Regions from separate parts of the Mus musculus genome. Here regions 1, 3 and 4 are each linked to region 2. A link is a loop called in an ENCODE intact Hi-C map of the cell type or tissue named here. Cell type or tissue: left cerebral cortex. All regions are shown on one strand. Region 1 holds the start of Epb41l1 (erythrocyte membrane protein band 4.1 like 1). Region 2 overlaps Epb41l1 (erythrocyte membrane protein band 4.1 like 1). Region 3 holds the start of Norad (non-coding RNA activated by DNA damage). Region 4 overlaps Gm14170 (a long non-coding RNA gene).

Region 1 (5,000 bases), 57 kb before region 2:
TGGAGTAAGGCCGAGCCCACGGGGCTGGGACCTGGAGGGAGAGGAGGCTCCGTGGAGAGTCTCGTCTTCGTGGTCCCGCTGCTCGCCTCGGCCTCTGAGCTCTGCCTAGGCTCTGGTGGGCGTCTGTCCCACGTGGGGGAAGCCAGCGGCGCGGGCTCGCGGGGCGCACACCCCTCCGAGTTCCCCTCCCTGGGATCGGACGCGCCTGCTCCTGGGCAGCTCGGCTCTTGGGGCCAGTGGGTCGCGCTCGCTACTCGCACACCCTTCGGACGCTGCCTGGCCCGGATCGCCGCCGCCTCCTCCCAGGGAGCTGGCGGGGCGGGGCAGAGGGGGAGAGGGGGTGTGCGGAGCGGGCGGGGAGGGGGCTGAGCGCCGTGGGAGGGAGCGAACGAGCGAGCGAGCGAGAGAGCGAGCGGGGCATTTCTGCGCAGCTCCGGAGCGTCTTGGAGCCTGCCTGGGCGGCCACTGGACGAAGGGACTCAGAGACAGACAGACAGACGGCTCCCGGAAGCCGCGCCGCCGCCGCCAGGTTAGCAGGGCGCGGAGACCGAGCAGGCTGTTGCTACGTCCCGAGCTCGCGTGCTGGAGGACGTGCGTGGCCGAAGCTACGATTCGTGTCTTTGCGGGTACGTGTCGGGGTCCACATCTCCGGGTGTGCGTTTAATGTGAACGCGCGTGTGTCTGTGGGTCGGTGCAAGTGGTGTGTACGTGCGTGTGCATCTGAGTAAGGGGCTGGGTGGTGTACTAATCTGGTAAGGGTCTGTGTGCCCTGGTTTGCTTATCCGGAGATGTGCCTAGAGAGGGTGTGTCCCAATGTGTAACAGTGTGTACATCTGGATGAGGCAGTGTGCCTATGCTGATGATGGCTTCGCTTGTGGCTGAAGCCTATGGCGGGTGTATGTGAGTGTTCGTGTGTGTGTGTTTCGCTGTGTGCACGCCAGTGTGACTCCCCGTGTGTGTGCGCGTGTGAGGGCGGGTGTGCACCCGCGTAGCCCCTGTGTGCGTGTGCTCGGCTTTGTCTCCGCACTGCCGGGAGGAAGGGGGTGGGGGCGGCAGCCGAGGCGCTGGCGTCGCCCGGAGCCCGGCACTGGCCGAGGAAGTGGGTAGCAGCAGCGGCGGGGGCGTCTTAGCTGAGTGGAGACTCCCTGCTGGCAGGTGGGCAGCCACACCCGGGGTACGGGAGAGCCCTACTGCCAGTGGAGCCTGGCTCCCAGCTGAGCTGAAGCAGAGGGCGTGGCCTGCTCAAATCCCGGGTGTGTGTTTGTGAGGGGTGGGGTGGGGGATTAGGTGTGAAGAGGGTGTGTCTGTGCGCAGGCATGGGTGTGGGTAGAAGCAACAGAGGCCCCTCAGCGGGGTTCTGTGATATGTTTCCTTGCTGTGTAACGACCATCACCCTGGCCAGCTACAGCCCAGCCTGGTTAGGTACCCTCCACCCTCACCCTGGACACTGTTCGGAAGGGCAGCAGCCTAGGTACCCTACAAAGACTAGTAAAACTGATCACTATCTTAAATGGCCAGCGCCCCACTCCAAGGAATCCCCTCTCAGAAGGTCTTCATACTTTGAGAGAGATGTGTTTCTGTATCTCTTCCCCCATGTTTTGGGCACTGCATGCATGTCTAGTCTGGGTGAGTGTGTGCATTCTCCCTGTATATTTCTTGTGCATTTAGGTGCATTTGTACATTTTACTGATGAAGAATAAACAAAATATCTCTGGATGTATATGTGCATTTGTTTTGATAAGTTCTGGTATATCTGGTTTGTTTTTTTTTTTTATGAGTGTGTAAGCTGTTTGTGTATTGGCGAGCCAGGATGGGGACAGTAAGAGAAGTGCCATTTTGCTGCTAACTGGAACAGAATAGAAAGCCCCCTATATTTGAAAAACAAGATTACAGGGAAGTTTGCGGATTTAGTCACTGTCTGCCGGGTTCAGATACTGGTACTGAAATGTAGGTAGACTAGGTTTGACAAGGATCTAGAGAGGCTGAGAATCTTACAGAGGGAAGGAAGGAGGACGTGCAAGCCCAGCCTTCCTTCTCCTGGCTCTTCTCTCTAACTTCACTCCTTGCTGGTTGGCTTGTGTACAAGGATAAGGGTGCGGGCTTTGGAGTGGAGAGGGAGAGTGCAGGGAGTGTAAACGGGAGTGGACAGTGCAGGAGTGGGAGGGGCGCCCCCCAAGGCAGATTTCTGCAACTCCCCAGCTGCTTTTCTGGCAGAGGCCGCCGAGGCAGGGGAAGCTGGGATTCTTATCTCTCTCCCTGAATACACACCTCAAGAGAGCCGCTGCCCTGGCAGCTCACTGGCGCTGAAATCTGGTGGTGGTGGGTGTCTCCTTTTGTGTTTATTTTTATTAAGCTGCTTTTCTCGTCAAGACCCTGACCTTCCCATGCCTCAGTTTCTCTGTTTAGGCGGCTAGGAAGCTCAGTGTCGTGTCTTTGAGGCAGGTTGGACTTTGGCTCAAAGCTCTAGACCTGTCTTATTACCAAGATTTAGGAATTCACTGTTCTTTAAAAAATGTTATATTTGATATGCATGTGACCATCAGAGAATAACTTGTAAGAGTCAGGGATTGAACTCAGGACATCGGGCTTGGTAGGAAATGGCTTTACCCAATGAGACATCTTGCTAGCCAGGAATTCAGACTTCTTGCCCCCAGAGATCCTGGCCATACCTCCCTACCTTCCTCAATAGCACCCAGACCACCAGTTCTCAGTGTGGTCCATCTTACCATCTGCAGCAAGGTTACCGGTTTACTAGAAATGCAAATTTGGAGCCTTCTGGTAGACATACACAATGCAAAAATCTGGAGATGGGGTTTAGCAATCTATGTTTTAACAAATGCAAATTATTTTGACCTGTTCTACAACCCTCTAGAGAAGCCAGGAAGTGCTAGATTGAAACAAGAGGATATCCCTTCTTTTTTGCAACCTGCCATACATGTCCCTGAAGTAGCCCCAAAGCCTACCTTATTTGGTAGGGGTTCTGGCTTCAAGCCCCAGGTCTTTCTTGTGGTCTTAGACAGATAACTCCTTTGCTGACCAAAGCAAACTCTTACCCCGTAGCTTCTTCTCTAAGCTCATTTTCCTCAACCCTTACCTTGATTGACAAGAAGGCAGGTACAATCCAGTCCTTGCCCACTTGACTTTGGAATTTGTGCCTGCAGGCCCCTCCGTTTAGCACCTCATCCCCTGCTTCCTCAGACTTTCACATGACTGTGTCTTTTGGGGGAGGGGGCAGGGCTTTGCCAACATCCTAGGTTAGGCAAGTATTTCCCTTCATCCATCCCTAGAGCTCCGGTCTCTCCTAGGGCTTGTAAGCGTGTGGAATTAGACTTGAACTTGTGAGTTGCTTGATTGTCTCCCTCATCTAGGCTGTGAATGCCATCTGGGCAGGGATTGCTTGTTCATCATCCTGGTATCCAGCAGCAGCGTTTCTGCCTTCTGATTTGTGTTCCATAAGCCTGTCACATGAATTAATGTCTCAAGTAGGAGACAAGTGGCTGGAGAGATGGCTCCAAGATTAAGAGCACTGGCTGCTCTTCCAGAGGACCCAGGTTCGGTTCCCAGCACCCACACAGCACCTCACAACTGTCTGTGACTCACAGCTGTCTGTAACTCCTGTTCCAGGGGATCTGACTCCCTCACACATGCAGGCAAAGCACCATGTACATTTTTTTTAAGTAAACACATTTAAGATAGGACATGATGCTAAGTGCTGTCCTTTCTCAAGTGTCTCCTCAAGCTTTGATGGTGTACCAATCCAAGCAGGACATGGATTGGTTTAGGCAGGCCATCTTTTACACTCCTGCATCTCCTGGCTGTAGACTTGGCTCTCACTGTGTGCCCTCAGCTGTGATGTCTCTGCCTGGGGAAAGCAGGGGAAAGCTCTTAGGAGACATAGCCTCTCTTGTGACCTCCTAGGGCCCTATGCATCTGTGCAGAGAACAAGTGAGGAATCTAAAGTTTTGGGGTGTGGCTGCACACCTCACTTTCCTCCTTTGCATGTTTCTTCTTCTGTCAAGTGGAGGTGTTGGGGTGAAGGCTCTCACTGCAGTAGTCTCTCCTGGCCCAGTGAGAATTTAGTCCAAGACTCCCTAGGGGAATTCTAGATGTGAAGAGTGCTAATCATATACCTACCATGTATATTTCATACTGAGTTGAGAACTTGCATCTTTTCACTTAGAGAGCTTTGTGGCTTTTCTGGTTACATCTACATTGCTCATGCATCAGGGACACTACTGTGTACAGTAAGGGTTGGATACATGCGTGGGGATTCCAGTGCAACAGTCGGGTCTGATAACTGTGGTGGCTATTGACTGACTAAATGGTAGGTAGCAGATACAGGGCAGACACACTGGACAAGCAGTGATTCAAGTCTTAAGCAGATCAGAGCAGGGAAAAAGATGGCTTCACCATGCTACCCAGAACAGTCTACAACTTAAAATGTAGGGATTGTGTTTTTCTGGAATTTTACATTACATATTTCCAAACCATAGTTGATAACTGAATCAGAAGAGGAGGGACTCTTATGGTGCCGGAGCCATTCGGGCGTTGCCATATACTAGCTGAGAAAGTGACTCCACCTCTTCCCGTGTCATATCTCTGTACCTGTAAAATGAACCGATATGCGTCTCGGCTTCACGGGGTTGATTTGAGAGTTAAATGAGACTCCACATATGGAGCACTCCGCACAATGTGGGCACAGAGTAAACATTTGGTAAATGTTAGCTGTTGTTACTCTCGTGGCTACTGCACAGTTTCGTTCAGCCGGCTTGAATTCCTTTGTGTTGGGCTCTGGGCCTATGGAAAGAGAAATGAGTCCTGCAAGGGTCACAGCCTGGGGATGGCAATAGATTCGTAAGGATGCCTTAGCACGGGGATGGTGGGCAAGGTGGGGATGGCTGCTCAGGGAGGAAGGGCTTTATGGTGAAGGAAAAGATGGTGGTCTAAGTAAAAGCTGGAGAGTGTAGAGGCAGAGTGAGTGGCTACAGAGTAGCAAGAGG
Region 2 (5,000 bases):
TTATACACTTAACAGATGAACGGAGGCTCGCAGAGTCTGCCTGCCCGCCCGAGGTCACACAGCTGGAAAGTGCAGGGCTGTAGAAGTCCAGAGTCTCTCCCTTTACCATGACATTATACCCGGGACAGTGTCTGGGAGCACCTGCTTAGTGTCCAGTGGAACCCAGTAATTAGCTAGTAGATGAGGGCTGGTCCAGATAGAGACGTCCATGTACCGAGTAGGGGGAGCCAAGGCTAGCTCTGTGGGCTGAATGCAGCCCTGGCCTTGAGCATGGTCAAAGAGGGATGGGTGGGAGGGGCCAGCACTGGCCTTCTGCTTGCTAGCTGGCCCTCCCGCTTGCCCCCTGCTACATTTGGTAGGGCTCCAGCGGGCAGAAGCCACACAGAGGGAAATGTACAAGCACTGGCTGGGACAGTATCGCTGTGCCTGGCTGGGGGTGGCAGCAAGCTGGCCCTGCTTTCTTAGTAGGAAGGAGACTTACGGATAAGAATAGCAACAGCTAACATTTATTGAGCTCTTACTACATGCCAGAAACTATTTTCATGTCTTACGTGTACAACTCCTACATTCCTCACAAAACCCTGTGAGGTAGCGACTTTTCTTCCTCCCACTTTCTAGATCATATCAGTGGCTTCCTGAAGGAAGCGAAGGGGTTGGGCAGGCAGGCTGTGTCAGAGCCGCTTTCCTGAACTTTCACAGACAGACAGACAGTCAGCCAGCCAGACAGCCTGTGGCCTCCAGAGTCATCCAATCAGATGCATGTCATTCATTTCTCAAAAGTCTCAGGTCTCTCTGGGCAAGGTGGCCATGGTGTACATGTCTGTAATAGCAGGACTTGGGGGGCTGAGGCAGGAGGATTGCCATGAATTTGAGGCTGGCTTGGGATACAGAGTGAGCTCCTCGCCAGCCAGCATTAAGTCACATAGTGAGATTCAGTCACCAAAGACTGAACAAAAAGAAAGGGCCAGCGGGATGGCTTAGTGAGCACAGGGGCTTGCTGGACAAGCCTGCTGATCTGGGATCTGTCTACAGTCGAGGGGAGAACTGACTCCTGAAAGTTGTCCTTTGATGGTCATGCATGTACCATGGTGCACACACCCACACACCCACATACACACTAATGATGATGATGATGATAGTGGTGGTGGTGGTGATGATGATTAAGATAAATAAAATGTTAAAGGTTTGGAAAGACGGATCAGTGATTAAGAGTTTGCTGCTCTCGCAGAGGACTAGAATTTGTTCCCACCACTGATAACTGGGTATTGCTGTCTGTAACCCCATCTGTAGGAAACTTGACATCCTCTTCTGGATTTTGAGGGTGCGCTCGCACACTTGAACACACACACACACCACACACACACACACACACACACACACACCTACCTCTCTAAAAGTCTTATCAAGTCATGGATGACAGAGCCTTCTTGGCCCCAGAGGTAAGAGTACACTACAATGTCTGCCTATTTTGATGCTGATGCTTAGGGGAGGTTTGAAGAAGAGGTGGGTCCCGTAAGCTGGACACTGATGCCAGGTGAGAGTTTGGGCGTTGTAGGGATGCCTTTGAAGGACAGGTCAAATTCCAGTGAGGGTCCAAGATACTGAGAGGTGACTCAGAAAGTCAGCTTGTGCTTGTGTCTCTGAGCAAACCTTCTGATTCACTCTTCTTGGGACCAGTTCTGTGGCCTTGGGGACATCACTTCGCTGCTTTGGGCTGTGGGACCCTCATGGTGGCTATTACATAAAGTCTCTCCACGGTGCTGGCACATCGCAGCCACTCTGAGCATTTCTCCTCTCTCCCTTCTGTCTTTTAAATGTCAGGCTGAGGTATTCGGGCTGGACGTGAGCCTGGAGATGCTGGGGACCTTTGAAAGGATTTGGCCTGCGGAGGAGTGTGGTGGGCTGGTGTTTGGGAAAGGTCTCTGGCAGGTGTGTGGCCCACAGAGAAGGCCGGGACTGTGACCTTGCACAGAGGCCTCCTCTCGGAGAGTTAAGCCGGGGAGGGAGGAAGGTTGAAGCTCCATTAAGATATCCCTCTGTGGGATGTGGTGTGGCTTGCCAGGTTGAGGGAGGAACGGTGTGGGGGTGGGGAGAGCCATGGGGAATTCAGTTTGAGGCTTGGTGAGATAGAGAAGGGCTGGTCCCCTGTCAATCATTCTGTGGGTTGGGCAGCATCTTATTTGAGCATCTGGCTTTTTTCTTTTGAATGAATTCCTTTGGATAAATCCCCATCTATAATAGCAGCAAATTGGAACTAAATGTCCAACAATAGGAAGATGATTGGGAACGTTTTGGAACATACACTGGATAAAATAATTTGCAGTCGTGAACGGCCGCTGCTCTTTTCAGAGCATGGATCTGGGTGCTGCACAGTTCTTTGCCCACTTCTGTGTGTCATGCTCATGACTGCCCAGTGCCAGTGATGCCCTGGCTCCCTTCCTTCCTGTGGATGAGAAGGTGGAGGCTTGTCCCTGTCCCGTCTGAGGGCGGGATTCCTGTCTTATTTCTTGCTTTGTCATTACCATGTGCTTGCTCCTGATCAGAAAAACGAAGGGGAGGGGGAGAAGGGGAGGAAGGGCACTTGTTCAAGGTCATGTACTTTTTAAACTTTATCTTTAATTTTTTTAAATACTTACTTTTATTTTATGTGTCTGGGTGTTTTGCCTGCATGTATGTCTGTGTACCACGTGCATGGCTGGTGCCTGCAGAAGCCAGAAGAGGGCATCAAACGCTTTGGGACTGGAGGTATAGGTGGCTGTGAGCCGCCACATGGGGACTGGGAATTAAGCTCTGGTCCTCTGGAGGAGCAGTCAGTGCTGTTAACCACTGGGGCAGCTTTGAAGTTCTCATTTATTTGTTTGTTTGAAGTGTGTGTGTGTGTGTGTGTGATATTTCTGTGAGAGAAGACACACAGATGTCACAGGACAGCTTACAGGAGATGATTCTCAACTCCCACCTTGTTTTGAGGCAGGATCTCTCTTCCCTCTTCTGCTCGGCCTTTGAACTTCTGGGAGATTCTTTTATCTCTCCTTTCTGCCTCATGGAATTATTGGGATTACAGATTTGGACTACCATGTCTGGCTTTTTATGTGAGTTCTAGAGACGCACACCCAGGTCATCAGGTTTGTGTGGCCAGTGCTCAGACTCTCTGAGCCACTCTCCAGCACCTTAGTGGGCTTGCCGTGTTAATTAATTCTATTTAATTTTATCTTCTATCTCCACATGGACTGAACTGGGTTGTCAGGCCTGCAAGTGCTTTTACCAGCAGAGCTGCCTCCTGGCCTCTTAGTTTAATTACAAAGATGGTCCAGAGAGATGGCTCAGCCGTGTGAAGGTGATTGTCCCAAGCCTGGTGATCTTCATTCTCAGGAAACACGTGGTAGAAGTTTAGTGGAAACTACTTCCAAAAATTACAGCCTGATTTCCATAGCATGCACCATATATATACACATACACACACACACATATATATGTATATGTCTCTCTCTCTCTCTCTATATATATATATACACACACACACATATATAGATAGATAGATAAAGATATACACACACAAATAAGTAAATATAATTTTACAAAAGAAATTTTAAAAATCAGAATAATTCAGATAATGTTCTCATTTTCTCCACCAAAATCCTCCTCTACAGAGGAAGCCAGATGCAATGCGAATCCTTACAGCAGATTTCTGTGTCAGGACAGGGTCATGAACAGTATCCTCGTTTTATAGTTACATTTTAATTTGAGGGTTTATTGTAATTTTTTATGTGCATACGTGTGTCTCACAGATGTTCATACCTGAGGACATAGCTTAGTGGTGGGTGCTTCCCTACACTGGAACTTCAAGGAAGATGACCACCTTAGGCAAATAATGCTTTTGTAGTGGCTTTAATGGATAAGTCCTAGCTGGTCTGTCCAGCCTCTGGTTGATGGGCTTTCAAGGTCTTCAGTTCTACCCTGTTTTCAGCAGAACTAACAAGGGAACTCTGTTGTTATTTAAACAACCTCTAAGAATCAAGGAGAGAGAGAGAGAGAGAGAGAGAGAGAGAGAGAGAGAGAGAGAGAGAGAGAGAGAGAGAGAGCCTCGAGGCCATGAGTTGCCCTGAAAGGTCTGTTCTTTCTACCTCTTCCTGCTTCCCTTTGAGAACCTCTTCCTGTCACTCTGAACTCGAGAAGGACCCCGTCTTTCTCTCCTCTAGTGTGTCCCTTGCCAGCAACGCTCTCAGCTTTTTAGGATGCTGTACGCTGCCCTATTGGATCCTCGACTTACGCCCCGTGTCCTTGCACGAGTCTGTCCGTCTGACCACGGGCACCTCTGCCCCAGCAGGCACCTGCTGTATGTTGAGTGCTGTGCCAGGGTGAGCAGGGATGTGCGGCTCTGCATTGTTTCATTCTCACTAAACGCCTTTGCCGCAAGGGGCGCTGTTTCCATCTTACCTGCTCACACGGGCTTCTAGAGATGTTAAATAATGTGTCCAAGGTTGCCCAGCCTGTGGACTCACGTGACCTTAGCTCTGGCTTCGTTTTCAGAACTGCTATTCTCTGTGCTCCTTCAACCAACTACCACTCATTGGTGAGATCCAAGCAAAATAATAATTCTGGAAGAATAGTCTAGTGGGGCATTAAGATAATCCCAGCACCCAGGAAGCTGTATCAGGGTACAGGTCAAGGACAGTTTCAGCTCCGTATTGAGACCTTGACTCAGACAAATCAACCAAAAAAAACCAAGAGTCCTTTAAACTGTAGAGTGCCCTGCATGTGTGTGTGAGAACTGATACAACTGTGATTATTTCTACGTCCAGGGCAACAGTAGTGTTGGCTCCATGGTTTACAGCAAGTTAGAGGTCATGGGATGTAGCAGGATTGAGGGAGAACAATCCCTGGGCTTCCAGCCAGTGGACCTGGGTCTAGTCCTGGCTGCACTCAAGCTGACTAGCTGTGTGATGTCAGCTACCTGATCCAGCCTGGAGTAAACCCTCCACCTTGGATGGCAGCTGGGACAG
Region 3 (5,000 bases), 86 kb before region 2:
ACCAGGGCACAAACACAATGCGGTCAACTCAGGAGAGGTTTGGCTTTTCTTCTCCAAACAATAATTCAAATGAATCCTAACAAAAAGGTATTTACAGCATGTTTACTACTTATAAAATATGGCAGGCACTTCAGAGCAGCTAGAAAGACATTACCCCCAAAACCTGGCATTTTCAAACACACTCAAATACACACACACAGGCACACACGCAAACATGGTGTGGGGGGTAAGAAATGAGGACTAAAATGCATACACAATACAATAGGATAAAAAAGAGAGACACGTCTTCTTCACACGACCAATCTGGCTCCGGGCCTCTTCTTCCTCCTGCTGGATCCTCTAAGGTACTGAACAAACAGGGACGAGTGTCGCTCCTGGGTCTTTCTAGAGGCGGCCTAAACAATTCCATTTCAAAATCACTTGCAGAAGACGTGTCCACGATCTTCTTTTTATGGCGACTGGGTATTCACGTCATCTCCTACCTCTCCTTTACCCTGCGTCGGCAATCTCTACAGTTAGACGTCCAGATTTAGCCAGAAGTCTAAAAAGGGTCGGGGGAAAGGTTGAGAGCAGCTTTTTCATATTATATACACAGGACTTCTACGGCGACAGCGTTTCCGAATGGCCGCCTGCGGTTGTCGCGTCTCGGCTTCTCTCGGGTGGAGGGAAGACCCGCGGCCCAAGAATCGATCGTTCCTCTCGCCGTGATTCGGGGCCCCGCTCACCTTCGTCCAGGCCCATCGAGGCCTCGGTTCATCCAGGTCTGCGTGCTCGGCCACGGGTGGGCCTCCCGTCCCGAGCCGGCGATGGCAGAGTGTTCTTGCTCAGACCCGCCGCCTTAGGCCGCAGAAGCCCCGAAGGCCCAGCCTTGGCCTTCAGGTGGATGCCATTCTTCCCGTCATGCCACGCTCGCCGCCACTTTCGAGGCGTCCTCGAAGGCCTGGCTGGGACTCCTCGGTGGGCCCGGCCCTGGAGAGAGGGCGCCGGTGGAGTCGGGGAGGCCGCCGCCATGCAGGCGCATCGTTGGCAGGGCAAGAGTCGCTGCGGAATGGCCGCGTGGCCTAGCCGGTGGCTGCCTCGAGGGCGAGGGCTCCTGGCGTCCGCAGAGTAGGGACCGAGGCTGCTCCCGGGCCCCTCGGGCTCACCCGGCGCGGGCCGAGGCCGTGAGGGGCCCGGGGCGAAGAAGGCCACACTCCCGAGCTCGCTGCGCTCTCTGCCGGAACTGACTTGGCAATTCTTCTCGCCCAGGCTGGAGCGGCACCGGAAGCCCGCAAAAACACCACCGGAGAGCTAACGTTTCCCCAACTGCAAGGTTCCGGCCGGGAGCGGGGGGGGGGGGGGGGGGGGGGAGCCTGGGGTTGGGGGCGGGGGTCTTTTTTTCTTTAAGTCTCTTTACATCTTTTGTAGAGACTAGAAGGCCAAGGGGAGAATAAAAGGCCAAAAGTGAAAAAGAAAAAAAGAAAAAGCCCACACTAGCAGTCCCAGCAATTTGTGATACATTATAAAAATAATTATAGGCAAACGCCTAAGGGCCTGAAGTACTACACTAGTCTCACTAGAAGTGGTGTTATAAACTAATTACCTAGTAAGATAGTGAACTGCTTGCCTCTTATCTACTCAAATACAACCCCATAGAATTTATTATTCCATGAGGCTAAGAAGGCAAATCGGACCCCTCCCCCCACATCACCCCTCTCACAGTTTCTGTCCACGGTGGTGTGTGTGTGTGTGCGTGTGTCTGTCTGTCTGCCTGCCTGTCTGTTTCTGTCTATCTGTGTCTGTGTAAAAGTTTTAGATGCCCTGGAACTGGAATTATAGACAGCTGAGCTGAGCCATCTCTCCAGTCCCCTGGAACAAAGTCTTGAAGGAGGCAAGGGATAACATAGTCTCACAGAGTGTGTGTAAAGAGCCTCCCTAACAGAAGAGAACAGCAAACAGTTAACAGGCTATGAAATGGACCACATAGGCCTTACCTGCTCCACAAAGAGCTAAGGCCAGGGAAGAGAGGAGGGTTGGATCTGGTCAATGAATACAAGACAGAAATGAGAGCCACTGAAGGGCTTTGAGATGTGCCATGAAAGTCAGCGGAATCAGGGACAAGGTCAGAGATGAGAGCCCTTACAGCAGATGGTGACGTATGGTATACAGTAGTTCTCCTGACCCTGGGTTCCCTTTTTCGTTTCAGCTACCCAGAGGTGAACTGCTTCCCAGAAACACTAAGTGGATAATTTCCCAAATAGTCACTGTGTACGTTTTACATTGCCCATAGTCCATGATGCCCCATACCATCCTTCCAGGATGTAATGTGTGCTGTTGTTTACTGCTTCCACTCACTGGTCAGTTAGTCACTCTCTCAGTTATCCGACTGACTATGATCAAACCACACAGCAAGTTCCAGGTTGGCCAAGGCTGTGTAATAAGCACTCTTCTGCCCCACAAAACATGCCAATGGCAACACTATCCTTGGGCCTGGAGAGATGGCTCAGCAGTTAGTGCTTGCTCTATCAGTGGACTAGAGTTTGGATCCCAGCACCTACATCAGGAAGCACAAGATGCCTGTAACTATAAGGAATCCAAAGCCCCTTTAGCTTCTGTTAAAACGCACACTCACATACGCACACGCACGAAAACACAAACACACATGTGGGCTGGAGAGATGGCTCAGCAGTTAAGAGCACTGTCTGTTCTTCCAAAGGTCTTGAGTTCAATCCCCAGCTACCACAGGGTGGCTCACAACCATCTATAAATGGGATCTGATGCCCTCTTCTGGCATACAGGTGTACATGCAGATAGAGCACTCATACATAAAATAAACAAATTTTTAAAAAAAGACAGAATAAAATGTCATAAAATCATTTTTTATTTAATTATGGTTCCAAAGTACAATGCTATAGTGGTTTTAGCAAATTGGACATCACAAAAAAAGCTATGAAGTGCTTCCTTCAGTGAAAAAGATGAACTTTTCTATTTAGTAAGGAAAGAAAAAAACGTGTATGTTGAGAATGATGAGCTCTATAGTAAGTATAGCCCTCCCTGACAACTGTGCTGAGGGTGGAGCCCACAGCCATGGGCATGCTTAGGATTTGCTCTGCCACTGAGCCACCTCTAGCCTAAGCTTACGACTCTTGATGTAAACACACACAGGATCCCAGTCAGAAAGGCCTTTCTGATGAGAAGCTGCAAGAAGACCACAGACTCTTGTCTACGGTAGATGACCAAGGGCCTGAGACAGGGGAATGACTGGAGGGCTAGAAAACTGAAGCAAAGGTCTCTAGCATTGCAAAAGAAGTGCCTGCCAGACTTAGCACCTGCAGAGCAGGAGTGATCCCATGGGGGAGGGTTTCAGACATGAAGGAGGGCTGGGCGGATAAGTGGGCACAGTGACATATCAAGGAATCAGCCATTGTGGTCCCTTTACTGCACTCTGGCTTCCCCCACAGCCAAGCTAGCTGGTATTCCTGGCACCCAGAGACAGCAGTGATACACATTTCCCGCTTTCTTTCAGTGATGATTTCTTAAACAATTTATTTTTATGCACTTTATATGCATTGGTGTTTTACCTGCATGCACGTCTGTGTGAGGGTGTTGTATCCCCTGGAACAGGAGTTACAGACAGGAGCTGCCATGTAGGTGCTGGAAATTAAACCTGGGTCCTCTTAAAGAACAGCCTTAATTGTTAAGCCATCTCTCCAGCCACTTTGTTGATTCTTTTAGACAGGATCTCATCACTATATTGTCCTGGCTAGCCAGGAACTCACTATGTAAACCAGACCGACTTTGAACTCACAGAGATCTACTCGAGGCTGTCTCCCAAGTGCCGGGCTTGTGCTAACACACACCCAGCAGGGCTTCATATGCAGATGTATTCATTGGGCATGTACTCTGGGCCAGGCACCTTAATAACTGAAGACTTTATTTTTGTTGTCTTACTTGATTTGCAAAGCAATCCTGTGAGGTATGTTGTATTACTCTCCTTACAGATAGGGGGCTATGTAATCTGTCTAGTTCTCAGGAAAAGCCTGTAGTTTAATCCAGGTCACCTGACCCCAGAACTCCCTGGAGCACTACAGAAGATTCTAAGGCCTGAGCAGACACTTGCACACAGAAACTCACAGCTTAGACTCGGAGCAGGCAAGCTAAGAAAAGCCTTTGAAGGACTTTCTATCTTGGGCCAGGCTAGAGATAATGGGATGCAGAATTCTGCTCAATTGGGAGGCAGCTTCTGGGCTAAATCTAAATGGTGCCGTTCAATTCTGAATATCAAGGCTGGGGTGCGTAAGTCCAGAAACTCTAAACAAGAATCTGAGGTCAAAGGTGAGCCAGTTCTATCCACCCTGTCCTTGTGGCTATCTCACATTAAGGATAACATGGGAGAAAAGGTACCAAACAAATGTAGTGAATGTTGCTAACACTTCTCCTTGGAAGCCATCACATGTCAGCCCTGTGACACACAGTAGTGTTTATTAGGGCAAAAGCTCTAAGCTCATTAGCAGGAAAGAGTGCTGAGCGTCAAGCCACCCACACATCTTGCCAGAGAAAGAAACAGTGAAGCCTTCCCTGGGCCTAGACATGCAATACCCACCTCCTTATCAACAGATCTGCACCCAGGCAGATCTGATTGGCAGTTGTGTGGAGGTGTCCGCCAACAACCTGATCATAACCCTCACTAGATCACTGCTTGAGTTTAGGAGTCTAATCTGTTCTAGCCCAGAATTTCTCCAGCTTCCATCATCCCCCAAACCAGCTCAACAGTGTCTTCCATGCCTATGTGCCACAGTGTTTTAGTCCCTTTAGGCTGTTATGAGCAAATATCATCAATTCTGTGTCTTTTATTTATTTTTTAAATTTTATTATTGTTTTTTTAAATTCTGTGTCTTATAATCACTGGAATTTGGCCAGGCATGATGGCATATGACTTAATCCCAGCACTTGGGAGACAGACCTGGTGGATCTCTATAGGGTGTATACCAGCCTGGTCTACATGAAGAGTTCCAGGACAG
Region 4 (5,000 bases), 99 kb before region 2:
TGCGGGGCAGGGGGCCAAGCTGGTATCTCAGCACATCCTACAGTCTTCTCTAATGACCTGGCTGATGTCAACATTAAGGAGCAGCCTGGCAGGTGGAGGTCAGAGGGTCACTCACCCGTTGGCAGACAAGGGGAGAGGGTACTGCCTAAAACATTGGTGGGGAAGGGGGTGGGCCAGTCAGGGTAGGACAACTTCTGAGCTTCTGAGCTGAGGGATACAGAAAGGATCAGTTCCCAAGCCTCTGCCTCCCTACCCCCAGCCCTTACCTGAAGCAATGCCGATCCGGGGTCAGCATCACTCAGGAGAGTTCGTTCAGAAGGTAGATATGATTCCCCATGGCACAAGTGTTAGCAAAAGAGGATGGCTTCACATTGCAGAGGCCTGACAGACGCAGACCCGAGCACAGGTCTGAAGTTCCAGGAAGCCTACAGTTCTGTTTCTGAGAAAAGGGAAGGTGCTGGGCCAGGTGGAATATCACCGTACCTGAAGAGGCTCACAGGTCTGAGGCTGCCCCGAGACGCTGTCTCAAAAATAAATAAAAGACAAACTGCAGGAGAAGGTTCTGGGCTCAGGCATGAGTGTGTGTGGTACCGTGCAGAGGTGTTCTGGTCGGATTCCCACTATAATGAAACATCCCAGGTTGAATTAGAACAAAAAGTCTTTTATTTTGTTCATGGTATTCAAAGCTGAAAGTCGCAGTAGCATGCTGTCAGCCCTATTGACGGTCCTCTGTGGCTGCTCACATGACAGCTAACATTGTCACAGTGGGAATCTAAGAGGGAGGTCACACAGTGAGACAGGCCAGGCCAGACTTGGCCTTTTATGATATTTGGTCTTGAAAGAACAACCAGGCCTCATGAAAGCTACCCTAGTGCCAAGTGTGGTAGCATACACTTTTAACCCAGCCCTGGGGAGGCAGAGGCAGGTGGATTGTTGTGAGTTCCAGGCCAGCCAGGGCTATACTGTGAGACCGATCCACCTTAATCTCTTGAGGGTAGAATCTGCCCACATAATCCAAGGGCCTCCCACCTCTTGATTATTTTGGGACAGGGCAGCCTGGGCTGGAAACTCACTGTGAACCAAGGATGCCCTTCAATTCTGCTCTTCTTGCCTTCACTTGAGTGCTGGGACTACGGGCCTGTGCCGACATGCTTAGTTGTATGCGATGCTAGTGACCTGACCTGGGGCTGTGGGCTAGGCAAGCACCCTACCGCTGAGCTACACCCCCATTCCATAGGTCCCACTTGGCTCTTACCATTGCCACACTAGGGCGGGGCTTCTAACACATGAGCCCATGGGGACTCAGGCTAAACCAGAGCACAAGGCTGACACTTGTTTTTAAATTATAGCCTATTAACCAGGAGGCATTATTCAATTTGTTAGAGAGAGAGAGCCTGAGGCCCAGGAAGGCAAAAGCTTTGTCTCACCCCGCTTGCCTGTTGCGTGGCTGATCCAGGCAGCCTGTGTGCGTGCCTTTCCACATGCTGCCCACTCCTGGTTAGTCACTTCGGAGTGTGTGCACTGCTACGCCACTGTTACTCATCTCTCCCCAGCGAGCCACCTGTTTTGTGGAGAGAAATTCTGTGTACCCAAGCCTCGAGACTGCACGAGACAGAACACACTCGCCCTCCGCCATGATCTCCCATATGTAAGTAGGCACACCCAGCCAAAAATAGAGCCCCCTGGCAGTCAAAGCTTCCACTGTTTGGAGGAAATGGGAAAACCCACTGGAGAAACAAACAGAGGGAGTGTTGCCAGTGTTTATTATAGGAAGAGTCTTAAGAGCCCGCTTGGAGTTGGAAGCAAACACATTTGGTACCGCTCTAGTCCTCATTGTGAGGGGAGGGGTAATCTCACCTTCCGGTCCTGGGAACCTGGGGGCACCTGTGAGGCGGGGAGCTTTGGGACAGCCCAGGTCACTTTGCCCTGGTGCACCTTGTTGCCACGTCTTTAACAAGGAACTTAGTTGCAGGCCTGTCACTGGGACTATAGGATGATCACAGTTTCTAGTGGCCAAGGAGTGGGAACAAAGCTGGAAGAGTGAGGTATTCATAGGTGCTACAGAGTTGTGACCATTGGGAATCAACATGGGAGAAGGAGAGAGCTGGGGGCAGCGAGAGGAGACAGCACTATGGGACCTTTCCTTTCTAGGGCTCATTACTCTCCCCTGTCAAGGCGGACCCCTGTCTCATGTCCTACTTTGTATTCTGTTGCTAGGAGGAAACCCTCTGCTCAAAACCAAGTTGAAAAGGGTTCATTTTAGCTTCCTGGCCATCGTCAAGGGAAGCCAGGGCCAGAGCTGGGGGTAAGAAGTAAAGCAGGGGCTGTGGAGGAACACTGCTTACTGGATTGCTCAGCTTGCTTTTGTATATAACTGGGAGCAGGAGTGACACCGCCCACAGTGGGCAGGGCCTCCTACATCAATCAAGAACACCCCACAGAATTGCTACAGGACGACTGAGGGAGGCAATTCTTCAGATGAAGCGTCCTTTTCTCAGGCGACTCTACTTTGTGTCAAGTTGACAGCTGAGGCTAACCATGACATTTTCTTGGCCCCACTTATGTTCTTACCTACCCCCTTCCCCCCACACAAATCAAGATGAGAGCAGCCTGAGAATGAAGTGGCCTGAGGGCTAGAGACTAGAATTGTTTCTTGATTTAACTGTTTCCCATTGTCTTGTGTTATGTAATCCAATCTCCTTTTCTTGGGGATTAATACATTCCTTGACCTATTTTTAAGTTACATAGAAAAAGACACCATATTTTGAGAAAATAGAACTAAATGGGTGACTGAAAAGATGGCTCAGTGGCTAACACAATTACGGCTAACAGTCCCTAGAACTGACTGCACTAAGAGGCCATGGCTGCCTCTCTCCAGTTGCAGCCTGGGAAGGCAGACACTGCTAATCCCCATATGGGGGAGCTCTGGGTTTGATTGAGAAATTCCCGCCTCAGTGAGCTAAGAGGACAATGGAACATGATTCCAGTATCAGCCTTGGGCCTCTGCATGCCCTGCACAGCCTGTACATGCCATGCAGAGATACATGCATGCAGACACATGCATGCAGCACATCTTGCACGCATACTTCATACATACATATATTTACAACAGAGAGAATGACGGGAAAAGAGAAAATAACAACTGGCAAACCTGGGTGCGAGGTGTTCAGGAGTTCTTTGAACCAGCTCAAAGGTTATTTTAAATTATAAATGGAGGCCGGGCGTGGTGGTGCATGCCTTTAATCCCAGCACTCAGGAGGCAGAGGCAGTTGGATTTCTGAGTTCGAGGCCAGCCTGGTCTACAAAGTGAGTTCCAGGACAGTCAGGGCTATATAGAGAAACCCTGTCTCGAAAAACCAAAAAAAAAAAAAAAAAAAAAACCAAAAAAATTATAAATGGAAACCACATAAAACTCATAGTCTTAACTGTATGTATTTAAAATAAGGTCTTACCGTGTAGTTCAGTGACCTCTGACTCAAGGTCCTCCTGCCTCAGCCTCCCTTGTACTAGGATCACAGGCATGGGTCACTACACCCAGTGTCAACTTAACTATTTTAAGTGTACACTGGCAGTAAGTACACTCAATCACTTCAAAAACAAAACAAAAGCAAAAACAATAAAAAACAAAAACAAATAGACAAAAACAAAATAAAACCCAAACACCAAAACACTCTAATGGTGACTACACACCATTATATAATTGTCCAGTCCCACAGGCTGGGATGTACAGTACAATGGCCACTCCTAACATAAGGCATGGACTCTGGTGTGGATAATTTATCCTCTATAAAACTGTCCCATCTGGTGAGGGATGCTGATGGTAGGGTATGGTGGTTTGAGTGAAAATGGCCCCCACAGGCTCATAGAGAGTGGCACTATTGGGAGATGTGGGCTTGTTGGAGAAAGCATGTCATTGGGAGGTAGGCTTTGGGTCCATTGGCACTCTCTCTTCCTGCTCCTACTCCAGCACAATATCTGCCTGTGTGCCACCATGGGTTCCCATCATGCCTATAGTGGACTATAGCTCTGAAACAACAAGCCAGCCCCAGTTAAACATTTTCCTTTTTAAGACTTGCCGTGGCCATGGTGTCTCTCCGTCTTCACAGCAATGAAACCCTTACTAAGAAGTTGGTACCAGGAGTGGGGTATCGCTGGGATAGACCTGACTCTACTTTTGTTTGGAGGAATGTGGACTTTGGGATTTTGGATTAGAAAAGTAATCAAATGCTTTAAGCAGGCCTTAATGGGTCACACTAGTAGGAACATAGAAGACAGTGGTGCGGAGGTTGATTTGAACTGTGTAGGACTGGCTCAAGAGGTTTTAGAGGAGAATAATTTTAGTATGTGGCCTAGACTATTCTTCTTTTGGCAAAGAATGTGTCTGCTTTCTGCCCTTGTCTCCTCCCCAAAAATCTGCCTGAAGTTAAATTGAAGAGTTATTAACAGCTTCAGTAGAGATTTCAAAACAGCCTAGTCTTGACTGTGTTGTATGGTTATTAGTAGTAGATCTAAAATGAAAAGGAGCAAGATAAGCAAGGAAAAATACAAAATGTACAGTTTGTAGATAAAAGTGAAAGTGCTAAGTGGGATAAAGGGAGTGGTGACCTCAGAGCCAGACCCCACCCAACATATGACAAGGAATTAAAGAAAAGCTTAGGGCTGAGTCCTGTGGTTTGGACCTTTAATCTCAGCACTCCAGAGGCAGAGGTAGGCAGTTTGAGGCCAGTCTGGTCTGCAGAGTGAGTTTCAGGAGAGCCAACTATAGACAGGGAAGGAAACCATTAAAAACAAAAAACTGACCCGGGTGTGGTGGCGCACGGCTTTAATCCCAGCACTTGGGAGGCAGAGGCAGGCGAATTTCTGAGTTCGAGGTCAGCCTGGTCTACAGAGTGAGTTCCAGGACAGCCAGGGCTGCAGAGAAACCCTGTCTTGAAAAAAACAAAAATCAAAAAACAAAAAAACAAGCAAAAAACCCAAACAAACAAAAAAGCTGGTGCAGA

The links. Peaks named below come from ENCODE experiments on the same cell type or tissue, not always from the same donor. Only the 100,000 strongest peaks of a DNase experiment are listed, where the experiment ranks them.
Region 1: it touches region 2 in a loop (2.3-fold over the local background); 7 of 42 quality-filtered maps call a loop at or near these places.
Region 3: a loop joins it to region 2, with 2.0 times the contacts of the local background. A loop is called at or near these places in 5 of 42 quality-filtered maps.
Region 4: a loop joins it to region 2, with 1.8 times the contacts of the local background. A loop is called at or near these places in 3 of 42 quality-filtered maps.

The regions. Positions count from the first base shown.
Region 1 is chr2:156,420,674-156,425,673 of GRCm38, forward strand. Epb41l1 (erythrocyte membrane protein band 4.1 like 1) reads left to right here and starts at 418. Exons shown (of 25, transcript NM_001368800.1): 1 at 418-626. In left cerebral cortex, CTCF peaks have their summits at 2,103 and 2,311; DNase peaks (open chromatin) are centred at 208, 1,038 and 2,067; H3K4me3 peaks cover 2,353 bases; H3K27ac peaks cover 1,652 bases.
Region 2 is chr2:156,478,054-156,483,053 of GRCm38, forward strand. The region is part of intron 2 of Epb41l1 (erythrocyte membrane protein band 4.1 like 1); the gene reads left to right. Among named protein-coding and RNA genes, the nearest start is that of Gm33977, 18 kb to the right of the region's middle. In left cerebral cortex, CTCF peaks have their summits at 2,728 (motif pointing right) and 4,422; DNase peaks (open chromatin) are centred at 173, 499, 2,088, 2,388 and 1 more place; H3K4me3 peaks cover 1,462 bases; H3K27ac peaks cover 1,943 bases.
Region 3 is chr2:156,391,738-156,396,737 of GRCm38, forward strand. All of the region lies in intron 2 of Gm14170 (a long non-coding RNA gene), which reads right to left. Norad (non-coding RNA activated by DNA damage) reads right to left here and starts at 1,242. Exons shown (of 1, transcript NR_024329.1): 1 at 1-1,242. In left cerebral cortex, CTCF peaks have their summits at 365, 1,207, 2,779 (motif pointing left) and 3,983; DNase peaks (open chromatin) are centred at 1,247, 2,727 and 4,133; H3K4me3 peaks cover 1,032 bases; H3K27ac peaks cover 183 bases.
Region 4 is chr2:156,378,598-156,383,597 of GRCm38, forward strand. It overlaps Gm14170 (a long non-coding RNA gene), which reads right to left. Exons shown (of 5, transcript XR_003954079.1): 3 at 1,428-1,561; 4 at 267-620. Among named protein-coding and RNA genes, the nearest start is that of Norad, 12 kb to the right of the region's middle. In left cerebral cortex, a CTCF peak has its summit at 2,897; DNase peaks (open chromatin) are centred at 1,552 and 2,932.